Regions from separate parts of the Mus musculus genome. Here region 1 is linked to region 2. Evidence: chromatin loops called from intact Hi-C (ENCODE). Cell type or tissue: left cerebral cortex. All regions are shown on one strand. Each heading gives the region's core, and the rest is flanking DNA. Links, peaks and the distances in the headings are about the cores only.

Region 1 (8,000 bases), core at 1-8,000, 100 kb after region 2:
TTTCCCAGGACTGACTCATTCAAGTTGTCCTCTGATTGCCACATATAGGTGTATGTGCACATGCATGTATGCACACAGACACACACTCTCACACACACAAGCATACATAAGATAAAGGAATGTAAAAGAATTGTTAAGATCTTTTATTTGTTTCTGTACGAAGGCCTGGATCAAATTAGTAACTTAAGTTTCCGTGTACGTTTATTGAACATCTGTTGAGTTCTGAGATTAAAAGATGAGGAAGGGAAACTCCCTTCCTCTACAGAAGTTTCATATAAGGGAGACACAACAGAAGCAGTGTAAAATGAATATTCAAATAACCGTTTAGAGCTGCGTTGCTGAGCATGGCGTGGACGCTAGTGCTCGCTGTCCAGCAACCGTAGACTCATGTCTGAATGGAATGTGAGCAGCCAGCCATAGGATGAACACCCCTGCCTCACTGGAGATAGTGAGTGACTTTAATTTTCACTCATTTTAAACCAAAACGCTACCTTGAACATTTTTGAGTCTTCTCATTTCTCCCAGAAAGTAGAGTATGAGACATGGTGCCTGCCCTCTTTGCTCTGAGGTGTTTCTGTGTTAGGCTGTGTTTCAGCACAGGTGTTGACAGCTGGGACATGGAAAGTCCCATTCTCTTCTTGAGTCAGTTTTCCTTCACACAGAAAGCTAGCCATGTGTGCAGCTCTACTCCATGTTACAAATACTCGTTTCCCAAAAACCTGGTCTCTGTCATTATTGGGGAACAGTTTTCTTAGTGTCAGCCCATTTCTTCAAGTGTGGTTTGAATATTGACAACACATTTTCATTTTTGGTAGAGTTACATTATTTATTTGTCTGAATATTTATCTTTAAATGTGGCCAGAATCTTAGAAGAACTGGTATAGAATACAGGAAGTTTAGAGGTAGAAGGACTTTTAAAACTTTGATAAAGAAGGTTTTCCTAGAGCCACTTGGTAGGTGAGATACCATTTTGTTGCTGTGACTTTCAGGGAATGTGTTACCTCTCTGATGACTTTCAGGCAGCCTGTACCATCTCAGTTGTTGCCAAAGTCTTCTGTAATAAGAAAGGCAGACAGGGAAAGCATTCTGGCTACCATGGGAGTAGCTACTAGTGACTCTAAGTAACTGTCCTGTGCTTCCCTCGGAAGCTATATTGAGTAGTGGGAGTTATGTGTCTGGGCCTGCAGGTCCTGCAGGTCCTGGTTTGGCCATTTGGTCTATGATTTGGATTAATGTCCTTAACATCTCCTTCTTCTGTACAACAAGAAGAACAGCAGTGTCTGCCTTGTTGAATAGAGACATGTTAAGTACATAGTGATGTTATCTAAGTCTTAGCTAGCACAGAGCTCTTACCGTGCACCAGACACCCTTTCAAGCACTTTGTGTGTTAGCATCAAATCTTTGCCATGATTCTCTGAAGGAGGTCCTCTTATTACATCAGCACTTGCTGGTGAAGAAACTGAGACAGAGAAGGGCTGGATGATAGGAATGCATCAGGTTACAGAGTCAATGAGGAATGGAGCTGAGGGTTGGGCAGTCAGGGCTAAGAGATCTCCTATCTAGCCTTTGCAGAATTTCATCTTGGATGGATAACAGTTCCATGGGTGAGTTCCGTCCTGCCTCCTTGTGTTAGTCAGTTTCCCTTTACTGTAACAAATATCCATGATAAATCAACTAAAAAGAAGGACCATTTATTTTGGCTCACAATTTTGAAGCTTTCAGCCCCTGGCTGTTTGGGCTGCATTGCTTTGGCCATTTAGTGGCGCAGAGTATTGTGATGAGAGACCATAGCAAAGAAGTAATTTGTGACCCCTTCATGGCCAGGTGCAAAAGACAGAGAGGAAGACAGTAGTGTCCCACGGTCCCCTTCAAGACCTTTCATAAGACCCCACATCCTGAAGAGTTACCACTTCTCAATTATGTCATGCCAGAGACTAAGACTTTAACAGGTGAGCCTTTGGAGGCCATCCAACATCCAAATTATTCTATCCCTGTTTCATAAATGCAAAAATTAAAACTTATAGTAAAACATGAAAGGGGAGAAAGCCCAGAGGTCTCAACCCTAGACAAAGAACTGCAGGAGGCTAAGGAATGCTGAGGGCCAGAGAAATAATCTTCTCCAGGGAAGAGCACACCAATCGCTTATCCAATACCAAATGGCCATCCTGGAAAACATACGTATACAAGTAACACTATATGGCCTGAGACAGTTGTATTTATGAACATATATATGTATACTCACATATACATTTATAGGTATAACAATAATTAAAGAAAAAGAGGCCATGAGTTTGCCTAAGAACATGGGAGAGTTCAGAGGAAGGAAAAGGGAAAATAATATATTATAATTGCAAAAATATTCAAATAAAAATCTTTTAGCTTTTAGGCATATTTATGTCTAGTACTAATATATTTCTAACAATACCAAGAGCTTTATACTGTCATTATTTCTGATTGCAAGACTGTGGAACATATAGAAAATATCTCTAATGATGGATTCCTCAACAGGTACGACAGAAATCCAACACTTACTAAGTCTTCAAAGCCACCAAAGCCCAAGGCAGCTGTTCTTGGCTTTCTAAATGGAAAACACACATGCCCAAACAAAAATCACACAAAAGCAAAAGAAAATAAAATAACTGTTAGAAATGACTATTTGAACCTATTTTTCATGTTTGGTGTGTAATTATAGCTGTTTCTCCCTAGGAATGTCTTAATGCCTTCAGGCACAGATGTGCTTTAGCAATTCTCTATATCAAAGGAACTCAACAGAGCATAAAACAACAACATATTTGTTTAATGAAAACACAAGTATCATTGCCTTAGGAATACTCCATACACTTGAAACAAGTGGGCAAGAACATCACTAATGTTCTTATTGACACAGATTTGAGATGGTGGTGTGTCGCTTGATTGTGGAAATGACTTATTTTATCACTTTTCCCAGTAATAACTTCTTTTTATCTTATTTTTCACCTAATTAGAGTTGAACTGGATCCTCACGTCAGAGACTGTGTTCAGACCTATATTCGAGAGTGGCTGATTGTAAACCGGAAGTAAGTTTATCCCCTCTTTATATATATAAATGCTAATTTTTATAAATGTAAATTTTGTATTATTGGTATTTTTTTCAAATGAAATGGCTTTTTGGAGGGGTTTTAGGGTTGCAGACAAATTGAACAGAAAGCTTTGAGATCTCCCATATTCTCCCTCTCAGAGCGTCACTCATGCTGGGCACACACTGGGTGGCATTCCAGTCCTGCCATTGCTTTTTGAGCTATATACTTGATGGCCTTTGACAAAAGTGTGACATGCTTCTGCCCTTGCAGCATCAAATGAAAGGGTTTTGCTGCCGTGAGAGTCCCGACGCTCCACCTGTCTCTGCTCCAGCCCTCACTGGTCTGTACCAGTCTTCTTCATGGTCTTGGGCTTCAGCTTGCTTCATCTTGTCCCCTTGTGGCTTCATCCCTTGTTTTCTATCATCACTGAAAAAAAAAATCTTGCGTTGTACAGATGTACTGCAGTCTGTTTATCTCCTCAGTTGGGAAGAAAAATCACATTCTAAACATGAAGAGTAGAGCCTTTTTAGAAGTTATAAATAGATAGAGTTAGCCAGGCACGGAAGAACATACCTACAGTTACAACTACTCAAGAAGCCGAGGCAGGAGGATATACTTTGGACCTAAAATTTCAAAGCCAGCCTGAGCAGCAGGACAAGACGATGTCTCATAAAAACAAACAAACTGACTTTCTGTTTTTTTTTTTTTATTAATCTTCATTTTTTATTTTGATCAACTCCTAGAGACAAGATAGTTGATGAATTGAAACTTGGCCTCAGGTTCAAAGATGCCGTTGGAATTTGTGACCCCCAAAACAAAGTACTTGCTAGTCTTCCATGGAGAGCATTTTTATCTCTGGGTTAATCAAACATTTTGTGGCATTTTTTTCAGAAGGTTCTGTCTGTCTCCATGGTAACGACCTTCACAGCACAGTCTCACGAGACGCATATGAACACACAGAAATCCACGCCCTGTGTCCACACACAGAAATCCACGCCCTGTGTCCATGTGCACATATATGTGGATGTGTGTGCTGGGAAGTAGGCTGCAGGTGTCTACAGATTGAGGCTCACCACACTAGATAGATGCCAGCCTCTGGAACATAAGCAGCTTGCGGAAGGTAGCCTCCCCCTCTCCCGACACTAGTCGGAATTACTGTTCTCAGGGATAGATAATAAGACTCTTTTGGGTTTTATCCAGTTCCTGTAAGTGTGCCATTGAATCTGTGCTGGATTATTTTTTCTTTTTAGTAAAGAAAAGTATGCATCCTGTTTCCAGTAACCTCAGAGGAAAGAGACTCACTCCTAGAAGGTAGTGATGACAAAGCTGCATGCCAGTCCGTGGTCCCTTAGAACGCAGGTGGAAAGCAAAGTTCGCCAGCCAGGCAAATAAGATTAAGCCATGCTTCTGATAAATGAGAGACTTCAGAACAAGTTATTTTCAGACTCCAAAATGTTATCATCAGAGGCACTTTTCTGGGTATTTAAAGTTCTAAAAAAGAAATCCAAGAAGGAACAATAAACAGAAAGGTCCATTGGACTAAATTTGGTCTTCAGATTTATTTTCTATTTGAAACCCTGAGCCTGCCCCTCCTCCCACCAGCACAGACTCTCGGAATGCTTTTCTGTCTTCTGCAAATTTTATTAAAAAAAAAAAAAAAGACTTTAGAATGCTCCTGGTAGAAATTTAGAAACTATAGAAAGACAAAACCAAAATGAATGGATTTCATTCTTTGTAGATAACCATACTTGACAGTGATATACCAGCATTGAATCAAATCTCTTTGTTGTGTATGTTTATATAAATACTACATCAAACTCTAGTACTATTTTTTAGCCTGAATTTTCAAAGTAAGGGAAGATTCCCTGTCTATATTTTTAATTATTCTTCCTCAACACAGTAAGTAATGATTGCTTGATGTATGTGTGTCACATGTTTAAGCAAATCTTATTTTTTTTTTTTTTGCTTTTGTACTTATGTTTTGTACAGTGTAGCAATGTCCTTCTCCCTAAAGCCCTGTGCACATTTATTGTTTTTTCCCTATGGGGAAAAACTATAATTTCTGTACCTAAGATATATGCACAAATTTAAGACTTAATAATAGACCAGAGATGTAATCAATATATGAATTAAATGTTGAATATTAGCAAATATAAAATACTTTATTTTGTGAAAGAATTGTGAAAGGTTTTTGACATTTTCTTTGTTTATCTGATTGAACAATATTTCCTCATATATTTGATGGCCACGAGTAATTTTTTCCTTAGTGTGTACTACTTAAGAAATTTGAACAACTCTATTGAGCTATTTGGTTTTGTAAAACCTTAGATAACTTTTTTTTTTCCTTTTTGGGGCAATGATGATGCATTCCTATAATCCCAGTACTTGGGAGGTAGGGACAGATGGATCTCTGAGTTCAGGGCCAGCCTTGTCTACTATGTGACTTTCAGGACAGCCAGGGCTACACAAAGAAACCCTATTCCAAAAGCCAAAACCAAAACCAGAACACAAACTTTTTTTCCTTTTAATGGTATGTTTTGTGTGTGTGTGTGTGTATGTGTGTGTGTGTGATTGTGTGTGTATGTGTGTGTATATGTGTGTGTCTGTGTGTGTGTGTATGTGTCTGTGTGTGTGTGTATGTGTGTGTCTGTGTGTGTATGTGTATGTGTGTGTGTATGTGTGTGTGTATGTGTGTGTGTGTGTGATTGTGTATGCACATACGTGAAGATGCACAAGGTTGGTGTTTGAAATCTTCCTTAATTATTTGTTCATCTTATACATTGAAGCAGAGTCCCTCAGTCAAACCCAGGGTTTACAAATATGGCCAGTGTCACTAGCTTGCTTAAGGGATCCCCTGTCCTCACCTTCTGAGACTTCTAGGTGGATTCTGGGAATCTCAGCTCTGATCTTCTTGCCTTCACAGCAAATGCTCTAATTGCTGTGTAATCTCCCCAGCACCTTTCACCATATAAGTTCCTTACCAGGTAGAGCTTAGATATTGTTTATATTTTAGCATTTGGGATGATTTATGTAATTAAATCCATATTTGTATTTTCCTTAAGGTTTTTATCTTTGGTGTCATGTTTAAATGTATGGTTTGGGGCTTGACCTTTAGCCAACTCGAGTGTTGTTTCTGTTCCGATGCGTGTCCCATTTCTTTTTCAGAAGCAGTGATTATCCATGCAGTTATCTCTTATAAAAACAATATCTGTTTCTATTCTGTCAAGCAGACTGGGGACGGAGATTAGCGTTGGCTGACTTCTCAGCGCACTCATGTCCTGGATGCGTTTCCTTCCCCACACAAGCTAGTGGGCAGAGATAAGGCTCCAACTCTGACACTCATTGGCAGTTTCTGACAGTCTTTGACTGGTGTCTTATAGAAGGGCAATTTTTCTACCCCTACATTTGATTCTACGATACTATGAATCTGAAATACTAAGTATGAAAATTACAATTTCTATACTCAACTTCTTCCAACACACACTTCTCCCAGGAGTCGTTCATTCGCTGTGTGTACCCATAATGCTTTATTCGTGGGGAAAATCCAGGCACCCTTCATCACTCGTCACCTACTATGTTTTCAATACAGCATTTAAAACAATGTATTTTTAATTTATTCTTTGGTAATATATAGTCAAACATATATACAATGTAACTTGATCATATTTATACCTTATTCCCCTGGACACCTCCCCCAGCTAAGGAAACCCCTTCCAACGTTTATTCCTTTCTTTTTCTTTTGCGCTAATTACCACTCAGTCCATTCGGTGCTAATGGTGTGCACATGGATGCAGGTGAATCCACCAGGGTATGGGCAATGTATTAGCCACATCGTCCCTAAGAAAAAGGATTCTCTTTCCCAGCAGCCATCAGCTACAGTAGTTCTTAACTAAGAGTAGGGCTTCATGAGCCCCTTCCTGTCCGTAGCACCGAGAGGTGGCTCAGCAGTGAGGAGTGCCTGTGCTCTTCAGAGGACTTGTGTTTGGTTCCCAGCATCTGTTAGGCATGTCATGGCCACTGTGGGCTTTCTCCAGTCCACTTTGGCATGCCTACTGATGTCATTGCCGGCTCGTTTTAGGCAGTCATGTTGGTGAGACTTTATGGGGGGGGGGTAGCTCTGACGTTACTAAGAGATCAAATTTTATAACAAATTCCCTGATCCTCTGGCTTTTACAGTCTTTTCATGCTCCTTTTGAAGTGTTCTCTGAGCATTAGGCATGGGAGTTGTTTTGTAGATATATCCATTGGAACTGGACTTCACAACTCTGTTTTGATTGGTTGTGGTTCGTCTCCATCATCCCCATGGTCTCCACCTGTAGTCCTCATGTCTCACCAATGTCTCTTTTTGTAAGTTATAAGTATGCATCATGGTTTTCAATAATATCTTTGAGATCATCTTGTTTCAGAGAACTAGGCCATTTTTTTTTTAAAGACCGCCTTGATTTCCTCAGAGGACAGGAAGGTCCCATGAGTTATGGTTCTTTCTCTGTTGATGAATATGTAATTGTCTCCTCTTCCCATAATGAAAAATTCTAGAACATTTGCTCTACCCATGACTGACTATTTCTGAAGGTAGAAAAGAGACCCATGCATCTAATATGTTCTGATTACTTCTACCATTCATATATTTGGATCTTATTCCTGTAGTCCAAAAGCCCAACTATATATACATATTTATGTAAATGTAAAATATCTATATATACACATTATCCCAGTACATACCATGAAGTCCCATCTCTAGGGATTTGACTAAACGAAGCAAAAACATATGTTCACATAAAAGTATGCAAATACTTGTAACATTTTTATTTGTAGGTGCCAACATTATAAATAACACCGAATGTATTCAATAGGGTAATGAGAAAACAAAGTCTGCTAAATGCAGACAATGATACCACTCAGCAAGATGATGGGATATTTAAACAACTGCACAGACAACAC
Region 2 (16,043 bases), core at 4,650-12,649:
TTATTAAAACAAAAAGCAAAGTATGCTACCTAACCAAAGTCATTATTTATTTTACAGCTTTATAAAAGAAAACCAGTATAAATAATAGAATTTATTATCTAGAGTAGTTCAATAAGGAAAGTGACTAAGTTGAAAGGAATGTCACTGCATACCACTGAATTAAGATACAATGTAATTTCTTAAAAAAAAAAGAAGAAGAAGACAGCATCTAACTATGCAACTCAATCTGGCCTAGAACTTTCAATCTCCTGCTTCCACCTCCCAAACGCTGACATTAGAGGCTTTCACTACCTGTTTTTTATTTTTATAATACCAAAAATAAGGACAAATATTGAATGTGTTGCCTTTTGGTTAAAAAAGACTTTATAACTACTTCCTTTTTCCAAAAAGTTTGACTTGGTGTCAAACATCTAAGATCACAATAACAAGGGAGAAACTTAATTCACTACTGTATAGAAAAATCAATAGCACATGTAGTAATTATGATAATTTATCCAAGAGTTTATCAAATGATTTATCTGAGTTGTTACTGTATGTCAGGTACTCTTCTAGGACTGATGGCAGCTTAGTAAACTAAGTAGACACTGCCCATGGAAACTTATGCTGTGACAAAATGTTCTTCCTCTGCTTCTGTGTTATACTAGGATTTGAACACAGGGCCACACACACGTTAAGCAAGCAAGCAAGCTACTACTTAGCTACATTCCCAGTCTTCTTTTTACTTTTCTGTTTTGTTATAGGATCTCACTAAGTTCCCCAGGCTAGCTCTGACTCACTTGGTAGCCCAGGTAGGCCTTGAATTTGCAATCCTCCTATTAGCTCTCAAGTAGCTCAGATTACAAGTCTGTGTCATCAGCCTTGGCTGGATCTTCCTTCTTTGTTATGTGTTTGTTTGTTTGTATCAGCAAGTGTGGTGACGTGTATATGCACGTATGCACATGGAGGACAGATGATACCAATGTTGGGTATCTTTCTCAATGTCTTCCTACCTTATTTTTTTCTGACAAGGTCTCTCACTTGAACCTGGAGCTGATCAATCAGCTATTCCTCCATGCCAGGCCAGGGAGCTCCAGAGAGCTACCAGTCCCAGCCTACCCAGCCCTGGGTAAATCACACTACAACCCCTGGCTTTCCATGTTGGTACTAGGGTTTCACACTTAGGTCCTCAAGCTCATGTGGGAAGCACTTTATCTACAGAGACAACTTCCAGGCCATGGCTATTCTTTCTTATGATAATCATTTATTTTAAAAAGGTTGGATACGTAGAGGCTGGAGAGATGGCTCTGTGGTAAGAGCAACTGCTGATCTTCCAAGAGTTAAATTCATACCACCCATAGGGTGGCTTACAACTGTCTGTAACTCTAATTTCAAGGCATTCAGCACTCTCTCTGGACTCTGTGGGCTCCATGTATGAATGTGGTACACAGGCATACATGCAGATAGAATGGTAATACACATGAAAATAAAAATTTTAAGAAAAAAAAAGAGATTTAAATACTTGGAAATAGACTGAGGATGCATTAAACTCAGAATAATCTTTCTTTATATATGAAATAAGACACTGAAAATAATTTTTAAAAATTCAGTGAAAGAATAAAAACATTAGAACAAACAGAAAATAGCAAGGAACAAAGAAGATACAATCTAATAAATGTATATCCTACCCCAAAATACAATGGTATAAGCTATAAGTAAATTCAATTAAATCTATAAAGGAAAATCGAAGCTGGAAATATAATCAGCAGACATCTTAAGTCAGTCAACAGGCACAAAGTAAACCCAGTCCTTACTTGACTGAACAGCAGAGGCAACCATTTCTAAGTTCCAGCCATTCTTCATAGAGTTCTCCACCTTGACTGACAGCTAAGGATTTCTCTACTGCACTCCCTGAAAATACAAATAGGCAGTTTTTATATTATGTTCACTAGCCAAAACAACAACAGCAACAAACCCAGAGGAGGAGATTCAGAAATAGAGTTCTTTTTTAAAAAAAGATTTGTTTATTTATTTATTATGTATACAGCATTCGGCCTGCATGTATGCCTACAGGTCAGAAGAGAGCACCAGATTTCATTACAGATGGTTGTGAGCCGCCATGTGGTTGCTGGGAATTGAACTCAGGACCTCTAGAAGAGAAAGTGCTCTTAACCGCTGAGCCATCTCTCCAGCCCTCCAGAAATGAAGTTCTGAACAGCAGATTATAATGCAGAAACTATAGCTTAGAACATGTATTTTTTTCATAACTCTAAATCAATAAATAAAACTTAAAATTTTACTAACAAGTTGAAAGTCAGGAAGTATACTGATGACTCTTCAGTGATGCCAGCCAGAGTCCCTTTTCTTTCAAACAACAGCAACAAAAAAAATCAAACCCAAAGTAAGTATTTAATCCAGTAAATATTTAAATTATGGCATGCCAGATGATTTTAACTTTTCTTTCTATAAACACTAAATAGAGCCAGGCACGGTATATACCTGTAATTCCAACACTGAGGAGCCTGAGGCAAAAAGATCTGGAGTTTAAGATACAACTGGGTTCCAAAGCAAGTTCCACATCAGCCTAGGCCAATCAGTGAGACCTTATCTCAAGAATGTAAAAAACAAGAGCTGAACAAATAGATGGTTCAGAGCATTGGCTGCTCTTGCAGAGCACCTAAGTTCAGTTCCCAGAATCACATCGAACCATGGCTCACAACTACCTATAACTCCAGCTCCAGGGGACTTAAGGTCCAAGGGCCTGCACGCGCACGCGCGCACACACATACACACACACGCACACACACGCACGTGCACACACAAACACACACACACACACACAGAAATAAAAATATATTTTTTTAAATTAAATGAATAGAGGCTGAAAAAAGGGCTCAGAGGTCAAGAACAATTACTGGTCTTGCAGAGGACCTCGGTTTGGTTCTCAGCACCCATATGGCAGCTCGTAACTGGCTATAACTCTAGTTCCAGAGGATCTAAAACCATCTGTGACCTCCATAGTCACCAAGCATTCATGTGGTATATAAACATACATGCAGGCAAAAATCACTTATTTACATAAAATATATTCATACAATATTAAATAATTTAAGTTCCTAGGAAGACAATTCTAAAACTGAAAAATATAATTCTATCCTCCTTAGGACTCTCACTTGCCCAGTTCTTTTTTTTTTTTTTTTTTTTTTTTTTTTTGAGACAGGGTTTCTCTGTGTAGCCCTGGCTGTCCTGGAACTCGCTCTGTAGTCCAGGCTGGCCTTGAACTCAGAAATCCGCCTGCCTCTGCCTCCCAAGTGCTGGGATTAAAGGCGTGTGCCACCATGCCCGGCTCATATTTTTTAATAAAAGGACTACCCTGAAAACATTTTTCATCTCATTTACTGTCAACTTTCTAAATATACTGAGATACTTTTAAACACTGGGTTTTTTATGTTCTTTTTACAAGGAATTTATGTTCTTCTCTTATGAGACTGTTTTCTTTTAATTCCATATTAAATTGGTGGTTCCTGTTATAAGACTGTTCAGGATTCTAAATATGCAGTAAGACTTGACTTCATTCTCACAAAGGTTTTTGGCCAAAGTATCATGTAGCCATTTAAAAATTAAGCTTTGAGTCAAATAAAAAAGTCTTATAGTAAGGTTTACCTAGGAAGTAAATACACATGAGATGTTTATCATAAGAATGATTTTAGATGTTTTACATACAATGTACCAATGCCAGGGAAAAGTTTTAAAGAGCAAACAAAACAAAAAATATATATTTTCATTTCTTGTTTTAGTTGGATGATGATAGAGTATTATATAATACTAAGCTACATCCAATATTAATAAAGAGAAAGTTCAGGAGATGTTGCAAAAGGCAAAAACCATAAAAACTACAAAATAAAGTAAACAGTAAGAAATAAAAAGTAAAAATAATCAGTGTATAATAAAATATCAATTAATAAAAAGCTAGCAAAGCACCATTAGAATCCTTCCTTAAAGCATAGCTCAGAGAAGCAGAACTTCCTTGGCATACAGGAAACATTGCACCACAATCAATCGATCTCTTTAAACATATTTTACTTATTTGTGTGTGGGGGGGGTGTCATGTTTGATGCAGATGGACTATGTGTGGAGGTCAAACTTTTAGAGTTTGGTTCTCACCTGCTGGAGGCAGGGTCTCTCTTGTTGTCTTTTGCCACTACACTACAAACTCCAGGCTAGGTTAATAAAAATTAATCCTATTTTTCTGATAACTATTCAGAGTGGCTTCATATCGTAATACCATCCAATCTTATCTTTAAGTACAGAGCATCAATCTAGCAGTAAAATAAAGGGTCCCAAACATTACTGCAACATAACAGTCATTAAGCTTCACTTACCTTCTCCAAATTCATTTAAAATCACTGCTATTTTTCTATTATGTTGTTCTGTCAAAATGTAGTTCAGAAGTGTTGTCTTTCCAGCACCTATATAATATATTAAAGCAATAAAGGTCAAAGACTAATTTTGAGAAAACAAAAAATGTAAAATATCTTAGTGTTTCTAAGAATTTATGTAGCCGGGCAGTGGTGGCGCACGCCTTTAATCCCAGCACTTGGGAGGCAGAGGCAGGCGGATTTCTGAGTTCCAGGCCAGCCTGGTCTACAGAGTGAGTTCCAGGACAGCCAGGGCTACACAGAGAAACCCTGTCTCAAAAAACCAAAAAAACAAAACAAAAACAAAAATTTATGTGCCATTTTTCTTTACTTAAAATCAGAACAGAGGGCTTTAGAGAAGAAATTTTAAAAATCTTTGAAAACTTTGAAATTATTACTTATATATGTAAGTAATTATAAACAATCTTACAAGTTGAGTCAGTTTTCTAACTTAATATGACTAAAATAATATCTTCATAATTTATACAGCAATAAAGGTTGTTTAAATTTTATATTCAATAAAAACTTAATGAATTATAACTTCTAAGAAAAGTCACCTATTTTAAAAAAAATGTCGATTTCTTTCATGATGCTTTCTTAATAGTTATTTCTCTAAACTTATTCAACCTATTTCAACAACCACAAACTAGCTATAAATTCAGGTTGACTATATAGCTACTTTTAGTATGCTCAAGCAGTCTATTACTATAACACTGATTTTATGAAACAGAGTACAGAGGTAGTAAGTATACACAACAGACTATCAGTAGAGAAATTCCTAAGACTACACTAACTTTATCCAGCAGGTGGCGTAACAAACCTAGTTTGTTCATCTCAAGCAGAAGAAAAACATAATCTTGTGAACCAAAAATTCTCAAGTTCATAATGAAATACGTTTTTAAAAAAATACCTTTAAACAATATCTTAGCTGCACAGCAGTTCAATTATTGGAATAAATCATTCATTTTTATGTAGGTAGCCATTACGGTTGTCCTCAATATTTCACTGTTACAAGCAATAATGCTAAAATGTTTTTACACATAGTTTGCACATCTACTAAAATACATTTGCAAATTTCATAGGGTATAACCAGGAGATAGTAAGGAAATAACAAGGTACTAATATCTTCAATACTTTAGGTCATACTCATTTTAAAAGTTTTTGAAGAGATACTTTAAGATACTTTAGAAAGCTCAATGTAACTGGGTGACGTGCAGGAGAGACAGATCTAAGAACACAGAACAATGAGGAAATTTTTAAAACAGGAGGCCTTGAACATAATTATGTACAGGCCAATGGGAAAGTTGAAAGCCATGGATATAAGAGATTTTCTCTGGAGAACTTTTAGGGCTTAATAATTAACCACATTATGAAGAAAAAGACATTGCAGTATAATTCACATTCATTCAAAAGTATCTAGCATGCACCCAATTGAAGTTTCTGCCTCCATGGACCTTAAAAATGTTAAGTAGGGGAAGATGGTGGAGGAGCTAGAAACAAATTAGAAAGTTATTTTGTTGCAGGTTGATCATTTAATAGGAGACATACAAAATGCTATGGAAAACTTAAAAGGGCGAGCTAGGTGGAGTAGTTACAGGAAGAAGTATTCCAAGCAGTACCTATAAGATAGCGGTTCTCAACCTTTGTGTCCTGACCCCTTTGGTGGGGTCAAATGATTTTCAGGAGTCACTTAAGACTATCCTACAAATCAGATATTTATATTATAATTTGTAACATTAGCAAAATTAGTTATGAAGTAGCAACAAAAATAATTTATGGTGTGTGTGTGTGTGGGGGGGGGGTGTTAACCAGAACATGAGGGACTATATTAAAGAGTTACAGCATTAGGAAGGCTGAAACCACTTAAGAAGTAAATTCAATATGTTGGGCCATCTGACAGGCTAGAGGGTTAGGAAGGAACCAGATCATAGAAGTCCTTGAATTCCTGCTAAGGAACTTAAGTTTTCACCCAAGTAGAACCCACTAAAGGATGTGACAATCAAGCAACACTTTGGTGAAAGGTAGGGCTAGCACCAAGATATATTAAGGAGCAGGGAGACTCAGGACTACCAGAGTTAGGAGGAAATATTGTTAGTGTTGCAGATGGTTGGGAATCTCAGGAGCAGGATTTGAGAAATTATTAGTGTCCAGAGTGTTGGACATGTTAAGTATGGAAATGCCTGTAAGACATTAAACTAAAAACTATACAGAAGTGAATCTGAAGGATGGAAGCCAGAGAAATAGGTTGAAAAACAACGAAAATGTGGAGGCTAGTGGAACAGTGTTCCCGGTATATCAAAATTTAAAAAAAGACACAGGAGGCCAGCTGTCCCCTAGGTTCAGTCAGGAACAAGGAGGTTGGTGGAGTTAGTCCTGATCTCAGAGCTTCAGGCCATTACCTGTATTGTCCCTTTCATCTATCAGTAAGCCAAATGCAGAAAGGCCAAGGGCCAACTCTGAAGTATGTTCTTTGGACCAGGAAATTTGCTCTGATTCTATAGAATAGCATCTGAATCCAAAACGTTATTCCTTTATAAAAATGAAGCCCAAGTAAAATCTAGAATATCCTTGGTCTGACTCTAGAAGGGGAAAAACAAACAAACAAACAAACAAACAAACAAAACCTGGTGGTGTGGAGACAACAGTGATTTCTTTGTTGTATCTAAAGGGTGCACCGAGATTCAACTTGTCTGTTGCAACACACAGGAATGAGAGTACCACTTGATTCATATTTTTTCCACAATTTTTATTTGTCCACATTTTCAGCCACTTACTTGTTGTTGCTGTTAACTGTAATGCTTTAAAAGGATATCTAGACATTTCCAACAAAAAATAAGCACGTGGACTGATCTTCAGAAAACTGCACCGTGTTTCACAAATCTGTGTTTTCCAAGGACCACACCCCCGAGGTGCACCCTCAAGACCCCCAGCTTAGGAAAGTTCCCAAAACAAAGGTCTTACTCTAAATCAATCTCTTAACAGTGCTTTCCAAGCGGACCTCAAAAGGGGAGGGCACAGTTTAGGACTTGTCACTAATGGCTGGAAGAGTTTGGTTCCTGTGAAATGGAATCCACTAAGCAAGGTGTCAGGCAATCTACAGTCGGCATCTTTGTTTTCTTTTTCTTTCTTTTTTTTTTTTTTTCCTTGACCAGGGCATCCTTTAATAACAATAGACCATTTGGCTTTGTTTTGCTTTGGTTTTTTGTTTTTCTGTTTTTTAATGAGAAAACTCAGATGACTTTATTATTTCTACTCTAAACTGAGGGGAGATGAGCTTCACAAATGAAAGACAACTTAATCAAGAGACCATAACATTAGGTGAGTCTGAGTTTCAAAACTACCTTTGAAAATGCTAGAAGAGAGGCCCCAGCCCCTACCTCGAAGATTCGTCCTCGGCCAGGAGGCCCGGGTGCCTGAGGAGACACGGCAGCCCCCCTTAATTACCTAAGTACCCGGTGACAATTGTGACTGGAATCTTAGTGATGAAGTCAAGATTTTCCTCTTCTTGGTTCTTGGTCTCAATGGGGACCAATTCAGGACAATCCTCCGCGTACTCTTCTTCCGCCTCCACAGTTTTCACAGCAGGTAACATGCCGCCAGCAGGACACCAGTGACTCCAGAACTAAAGAGCTGCCGCCAGTCGCGTTTCCGCGACAGGATTCAGTCGGCGCGGGGCTGATGATGTCACCACAACGCGTCGCGGAGCAGGCCTCTGAGGAACCAGCCCGCCCTCCAGCTACGCCACTATTCAAACTAGACACGCCTTCCCGGGGGAGGCACGCCCCTACGCAGAGATAGATACACCCCCACGCACAGTGGACACGCCCCTTATAGAGAGGGACACACCCCCCGGGTGTGAAGCACGCTCTAGGGGCGTGCCCTCTGCCCGTGGGCCAAACTGCACTTTGCTGTTAGGACGCTAGGAGCTCCCTTGCCTCGAAGCTGTAGTGGGCTCCAGCTGTTAGCCACTGTCTGTTGCTTGGGCTGAGGCAACACCTATTAGGCTTGGGCAGCTTCACCACAGGACAGACATTTTTCAAGTTGCCATTTTTTTTTTATTCTCATGAAGTCCATCTCTTTCATTCACAAGGAAAAGAGTAATTGTGAAGTCATGCTATATATTATAATTATTCTACAATGATAATTATGTATTATAGCTATCTCATCTTTTACAATGTAATAGTTTTATTTATTTTTCTTTCTCCTTTACTTGGACATAAGGTAAACTCAGATCAATAATTGTATTTATTGGTTCATAATATTCTCATTAGTCTCTGGACTCCTTTGTGTGTGTTTATAGTGGATTCCTTGATAGTACCCTAACCCAAAAACATTAAATTGCATCTCTTCTACCCCAGCCTAGAATACTAACTATAATCATGAATCTTCTTGGGAATACTGAACATTCCTTTATGTGTTTGTTATGGTTTGTCCTTATACACACGCACATAAATAACATTGACCATTGTTTGTTTTTCAATTTCATAAAAAAGAGTACCATTCAATGTATACTCTCTTGGGGTTTGCTGGATTTCCAGCTTCACTACTGAATTTCCTGTCAATTGTTTTCAGGTGTTGCTGTTTTGTTTCATTTTGAGACAGTCATACATTTTCCCAACAATGTAAGAGATCATATTGGTGTAATGTCAATATTAGCAGACATGAATTTTTTTCCCAATTAAATACAAAATAGTACCTCAATGTGATCATCAGTTGTATTTCTTTGGATTTGAACAAAACTGAGCATCTTTTTATGTGTTTTGACCATGTTTAATTTCAGGCTTTAAGAGGGGCTAGCAAGCATTGCTCTGTGGGCATCAGATCCCATTACAGATGGCTGTGAACGACCATATGGTTGCTGGGAATTGAACTCAGGACCTCTAGAAGAGCAGTCAGTGCTCTTAAATGCTGAGCTCTCTCTCCAGCCCCTCAAAATGAGGTTTTAATAAGTTATATACATTGGGTGTTCAATGTACTCTAAACACCCATCAACTGATAGACAAACAAAATGCCACATATCCAGACTGGAAAAATTAATTGGTGAAAAACAGGTACAAAGTACTGGCTACCTGCTACCAGATAAGCATATCTCAAAGATGTGCTAAAAATAAATCCATTCATAAAAACTATACATTATGCAAGTCCATTAATATAGAAGAATGTCCATGACAGGCAAATCTAGAGATACAGAAAACAGCTTAGTGACTCCTAAGGACTAGGGGTTTAATAGTCCCTGCTAGTGGGCACCATGTATTTTTATGGTAATAAAAATGTTCTAAATGTGATTATCATTATGGTAAAAAGAACTCTGAATCCACTGGAAAACATTGACTTGTGCACATTAGATTAGTTAATGTTATATTGAGTTTTATCCCTTAACTACTATTTTAGGTAAAGGCAATCATGTGCTCAGATGCTAGGCCAGTTTTTTTGTTGTTTTTTGTTTTTCCCCAGAGAATTGATAATTTTAGCAGTTTAAAGTTCTAACCTCAGGTGCAAACATAAGACTTATAACTTGGTAAAATTGTTCCTTTAGTCTTTTTGCATATCTCTTTCCAATAAAATAATTATCCATTGAATCTATGGAGTTGTCATTTTCTTTTCTCACTTTAGTCACTGAGCAGAATTTCAGAAAAGCAAGGGCTTTTTCCTCCTCTTTTCTTCTTTCCTTCTTTCCTTCTTTCTTTCTTTCTTTCTTTCTTTCTTTCTTTCTTTCTTTCTTTCTTTCTTTCTCTCTCTCTCTCTCTCTCTCTTCCTTTCTCTTTTTTTCTTTCTTTTTGCTTTGTTTATATTTAAATTTGTTCACTTTACATGGCTGTCCCTCCTCCCGCTCACGCCTCCCACAATCCTTCCCCCATCCCTCCTCCCCTTCTCCTTTGAGAGAGAGGTAAAGCCCTTCCCGCCTCCTCCCCGCCCCCCCCCCCCCCACCTCCCCGGGTATCTCCCTAACCCTGCACATTGCCTCTGCAGGGTTTAGGTACTTCTTCTCCTACTGAGGCCAGGCAGGGCAGCCCAGCTAGTAGAACATATCCCAGAGACAGGCAACAGCTTTTGGGATAGCCCCTGTTCCAGTTGTTCAAGACCCACGTGATGACCAAGCTGCACATGGAAGAGTGGGCCTTGGTCCAGCCTGTGTATACTCTTCTGCCTGAGATTCCCAAGAGTCCAGGTTAGTTGCATCTGTAGGTCTTCCTATGGAGTTCCTATCCCCTTCAGGATTGCAATCCTTGCACCTATTCTTCCATAAGAGTCCCCAAGCTCCACCCACTATTTGGCTGTGGATCTCTGCATTTGTGTGAGTTAGCTGCCAAGTGGAGCCTCTCACAGGACAGCCATGCTAGACTCCTGTCTGCAAGCACAGCAGAATATCAATAGTGCTTGCCCATGGGATGGATCTCTAGTTGAACCAGTCATTGGTTGGCCATTCCCTCAGTCTCTGCTCCATTTTTCTTGTATGCAAGATAAATTTTGGGTGGAAAATTTTGTCGGTGGTTTGGTGTCCCTACGGCACCATTGGGGTTCCTGCCTGGCCACAGGAGGTGGCTTACTCAAGTTCCATATACTCACTGTGGTGAGTCTCAGCTAAAGCCACCCCTATAGATTTTGGGAGTCTCCCCTATCTCAGTTCTCTGGAATGTCCTCGAGGTGCCCACTACACCCACACCCACACCCACACCAGCTGCAGATTTCCATTCATTCTCATGGCCATCTGGCCATTTCCCCTGAATCTCCCCACACCAGATCCTGAAAACTCCTCCAATTCCCCCACCCCATCCTCTCTCCCACCTAGCTCCCTCCATCTATCTGCCTCCTACAACTATTTTACTCCGCCTTCTAAGTGAGATTCGAGCATCCTCACTTGGGCCTTCCTTTTTGTTTCGCTTCTCTGGGTCTGTGGAGTAGAGCATGGGTAATACCCATGATATCCACGTATAAGTGTAAGTAATATCCACTATATCCACTTATAAGTGTAGAATGCATTCCATGCTTGTGCTTTTGAATCTGGATTACCTCGCTCAGCGTGATATTCTCAAATTCAATCCATTTGCCTATAAAACTCATGATGTCTTTGTTTTTAATAGCGAAATAGTATTTCATTGCGTAGATGTATCAAATTTTCTTTATCCATTCTTCAGTTGAGTGATGTCTCAGTTGTTTCCAGTGTCTGGCTATTATTATGAATAAAACTGAAAAGCAAGATTTTTATCTATTTAATATTTAGAGCCTCAGTTCTGCGGAGGTAATTAGATCTTATTTTTTTCTAGATTTTATTAAAGCATAATAGAAGATTTACCATTCTTCTAAGTGAGCCTTATTGATTAATTGAAAATGTCTTTTAAAGTAAATGAAAACAATTCCTGCATATAACATTGTAAAACGTATCACAGTTATTCATTTATCTTAAAATGCCCTCCACAGTTAGCTTTGTTATTTTATTTAATGTCAATGAATTTATGTTAACAGCAATAATTATGATATGTGGAGTCCTTAATATCTAATGAATTTCACACTAAGCATATTAAATATGTTTAACTCTGAGATAAATACTACTTGCATGCCCACTTCCTAGATGGGAAACTAAACATAAATAGGAAACTGAAGGACATTACGGATCATGCCCAAGGTCATAAAACAGTGAGCAACAGCTCTGTGGCTCACTCCAGAGCCGCCTGACCAGGAAGTTCATGTTCTGCCAAACCAGGCATCTGAAAGCTTTAAAAACAAAACATAAACCAGATAATAAATTCTTTAGGCTTTACAGGCCCCCAAAAAAATCAGCTATGGGGAGAATTTGATTATATAATAAAGGAGAAGACAGATTTCTACGACCTTCAAAATTCAGATTTCAGTTTATTAAAAATTGCGAAAACCATGAATAACTTGCAGTCCATTCAAAAACAAAAGAGGCAGCAGGCTATGGTTTATCAGCTCCTGATGTAACGTAATATTTTCTTACGCTGCAGCAAATAAAGTTTAGCAAAAAGAACTCCTTACTATCTTAAGTTTGGGTTCTAAATCACCCAGCACTCCAGCTAATTCTTGCTCTGCAGCTTCAAGTACACTCCAATTACTGTACACCTAGTAACCTCAGAAGAGGGGCTGAAGCTCAGAAATTATTCCTGCCCCTCTGGAGAAAGACCTGAGTTGCTCAGTATGGGATCTCTGCTCAGTAGGATCCCTGCTAGTGAAGAGTAAAACAGGTAAGTTTCCTGGGAATCTAGATTCTAGCAGCTCAGCTTTGTGACAGTCACCCTCGTTTATCAAAATCCTTGGGCATATTTTCCTGTCACTTCCCATTGTCCCATTTTTTTTTTCTTCCTTGAATAGTTATATCGGTCTCCATGAGAAAAGGTAAGTCAAAGGGAAAAAAATGCCAACTTGCCTTTCTTTTTTCTCTCACTTTTTTTTTTTTTTTTTTGTAACTTCCTGCATGGGCTTTGCTCATGGCCAGCAATAGCTCTTGGCTTAGAGAAAAGGAAACTGAGAGTTTCACAATTAGTCCACTTCTTCTTCTTTAGCAAATAAAACAAACAAAATATTTTTTATAAATATTTAATGTTTACCAGCTTACTTGCACATGAACATATCAGGAAGGCCTCAGAGTACTGGCAGCGATTCTTGTGACTGCTTTGGTTAAAACTGACTATTGGAATTCAGTGCTTGGTTCTCTTGTGTTAAAACACACAGCCACTCTAAAGAAATATATCCTTTCACTAGAATATTGAAAGTAGCCAACAGATGAGATACAGACATTTCCATGTTTTAGGAGGTACGACTTTCCTTTCTTTCTTTGTTTTTGTTTTTGTTGTTATGTTTTACTTTTGTTTTGTTTTGTTTTGTTTTGTTTTGTTTTGTTTTGTTTTGTTTTGTTTTATGAGACAGAGTTTCTCTGTGTAGCCCTGTCTGTCCTGGAACTCACTCTGTAGACTAGGCTGGCCTTGAACTCAGAAATCTGCTTGCTTCTGCCTCCCAAGTGCTGGGATTAAAGGCGTGTGCCACCACCGCCCAGCTATGACTTTCATTTCAAAGGCTGTTGGCAATACTTTTAAACTTTGGTATCTTGTGGTATTTGAATAAGGTTATTATTAATAAGGCTTAGCTTACATGCCAGTCACTTATAAAGCCAGATTCCTACAAATTCAAAGGCAAAACTAAACACTAAGGAAAGCCTGCAGGCAGACTAGCAGAGAGCTGCACGATTGTCTGTAAAATATAGTATTAAGCAAGGAGCTGTATTAAGCAAGACAAAAAAAAAGTGAAGTAATTTATGTTGTAATTGTTTAGGGAGATAATTTAAGCAATATATTCTTTCAATAAAAATTTGGAACTAATTTTTGTGGCTTAACATTTTACTGTCTAACATTTATAGATTTAAGGAAGTATATTCCAAACACACAGGAGTATTTTCTTAAATGTAAATATAAGGTCACTATTTCTTAAATGTAAATAAAGACACAGAAATGAATGAGAGCTCTCCACCTCTCTTCCTCAGGCCCCTCTCTCTATTGCCCTCAAAGAGTGCTCAATTCACTGAGCAAAGACCTGAATTGGAGACCAGTATTTTCTAATTCCTTCAACTCCTTTTGGGCAAGTTCTCTGTCTTAGTAACTCCATGATGTTCTAACAGAACACGGAACTGGGGACCTTGCAAATGAAAGAAAGCTACTTCATGAAACTCTGAAAACAGTGAAGTCCAAGATCAAGGCATTCGCAGGTGTGTTGTCTGATGAAGGCATGGCATCTGTGTCCTCCCGAGAAGACATGTGCTGTGTCCTCAGCGGGCCAATGATCAGAAGCCCTACATTTTTGTATGAGATCATTAATCTCATCCATGAGGACAAACCATGTTACTTACTCACTCCTAAAGGCCTCACCTCTTAATACTGTCACACTGGTGATTAAACTCCGACTGTATAAATTTAGGGGACACATTCAGAACACAGCACCCACTAAAATTGTACTGAAAGACAAAGATTAATGAAACTTTCATAAGATTAATTTACTTCTTTTTATTAATTTAACATTTCCTTCCTGCCCATGAGCCTCAGTGTGGGCTGCTTCAAATTCATAGCAACATAGATTTTTCAAGCCACTTCCTTCTCTCCACCTCTTTACGTCTTCTTTCTTTAAGGAAATGTCCTCAAATGAGTAACTTTCAGCATACTTATTCTCCTACACAGTAACTATATTGTTTCACTGGTACAATAAATATCTGAACTAACAGGAGAGTTCCTGAGCTAAGGACTCTATTATTCCTCCTCCCCTTCTTTACTTAAAAAAATAATTGTTGGGCTGGCGAGATGGCTCAGTGGTTAAGAGCGCCGACTGCTCTTCCGAAGGTCCTGAGTGCAAATCCCAGCAACCACATGGTGGCTCACAACCACCCATAATGAGGTCTGCCGCCCTCTTCTGGTGTGTCTGAAGTCAGCTACAGTGTACTTACATATAATAAATAAATAAATCTTTTTAAAAAAATTGTTGAGAATTTCATTTATTAGTACACTGTATTTACACCATTCCAAGCCTTCCCTGTCCTCCTTCAACTCCTCCAGTATCTCCCCTCCCTCAAATTCATGACCTGTCCTTTTATAATTTATATTTTGTGTGTGTGTGTGTGTGTGTGTGTGTGTGTGTGTACAACCATTGATTACCTTATCTACAGGTGAGGCCATATGAAGTTTTCCACCATCCATGTCTACTTGTGTGCTCATTGTGCAGAGGAGGGATACAGGCTAAGATTTCATGAGTACAATATCCTTGTCCTATCTGGAAGACATGTTCTCTCAGCTGGCATCCTGGTCTCTCCTGGCTCTCACAACCTTTGCAACCCCTATTCCATGATGTTCCCTGAGCCTTGGGTGTTGAGGGTTGAACTGTGGATGTATCATTTGGGGATACACATCCTATTGTCACTTATTGTCTATATTGTTACCAGTGTGGATCTCTGTAGTAGCCTCTATCTGCTGCACAAAGAATTGAGAGGTGCACTTACTGTGTGTGCAAGTATTTAGTATACAGTACAATTGGAAGCTAGATTGACTTAGGAAAATGGCAGTAGTATGTTCTCTGCTAGGGTCTATGACATCTGTGGCTATAAGGTCTTGGGGCTAGGCTTACAATCCCAGGTATGAGTTCTTGTCTTAGTTTGCCATCTATCTCTGTGATAAACACCATGACCAAAAGCATCTTGGGAGGAAAGAATTTACTTTATTTTACAGCTTATACTCTATTGTGAAGGGAAGTCAGGGTAAGAACTTAAGGCAAGAATATGGGGCAGGGCCTGAAACAGACAATGGAGGAATGCTGATTACTGAATTACTACTCTTTGTGGCTGCCTCAGCTTGCTTTTTATAACACCTAGGACCATCTGCTCAGGGGTGGCACCAGCCACAGCAGGCTGAGCCCTCCCACATCAATTAAGAAAAAGTTCCACAGAGTTGCCTGCAGGCCAATCTGCTAGAGGCATTTTCCTCATTGAAGTTGCTTCTTTGCACATGACTTTGGACTGTGTCAAAATGACAAAGACCTAACCAGCAGAGATTCACTCCTGCTGGGCTAGCTTGAAGTCCAATCTGCTGTTGCTTATCCCCAAGGTAAAAGTGCCACTTATTAGTACTGTTACACCAATTATTGTTATAATTTCCAGGC

Evidence for each region. Peaks named below come from ENCODE experiments on the same cell type or tissue, not always from the same donor. Only the 100,000 strongest peaks of a DNase experiment are listed, where the experiment ranks them.
Region 1: a loop joins it to region 2, with 2.1 times the contacts of the local background. A loop is called at or near these places in 7 of 42 quality-filtered maps.

What each region holds. Positions count from the first base shown.
Region 1 is chr19:25,062,404-25,070,403 of GRCm38, forward strand. Dock8 (dedicator of cytokinesis 8) reads left to right here. Exons shown (of 48, transcript NM_028785.3): 4 at 2,985-3,056. Among named protein-coding and RNA genes, the nearest start is that of Gm34235, 30 kb to the right of the region's middle. In left cerebral cortex, for the core only: no CTCF peak of the experiment used is centred there; a DNase peak (open chromatin) is centred at 4,200.
Region 2 is chr19:24,953,546-24,969,588 of GRCm38, forward strand. Cbwd1 (COBW domain containing 1) reads right to left here and starts at 8,071. Exons shown (of 15, transcript NM_146097.3): 1 at 7,839-8,071; 2 at 4,359-4,445; 3 at 1,791-1,887. The coding sequence starts at 7,986. In left cerebral cortex, for the core only: CTCF peaks have their summits at 5,201 (motif pointing right) and 8,307; DNase peaks (open chromatin) are centred at 5,191 and 8,144; H3K4me3 peaks cover 1,370 bases; H3K27ac peaks cover 361 bases.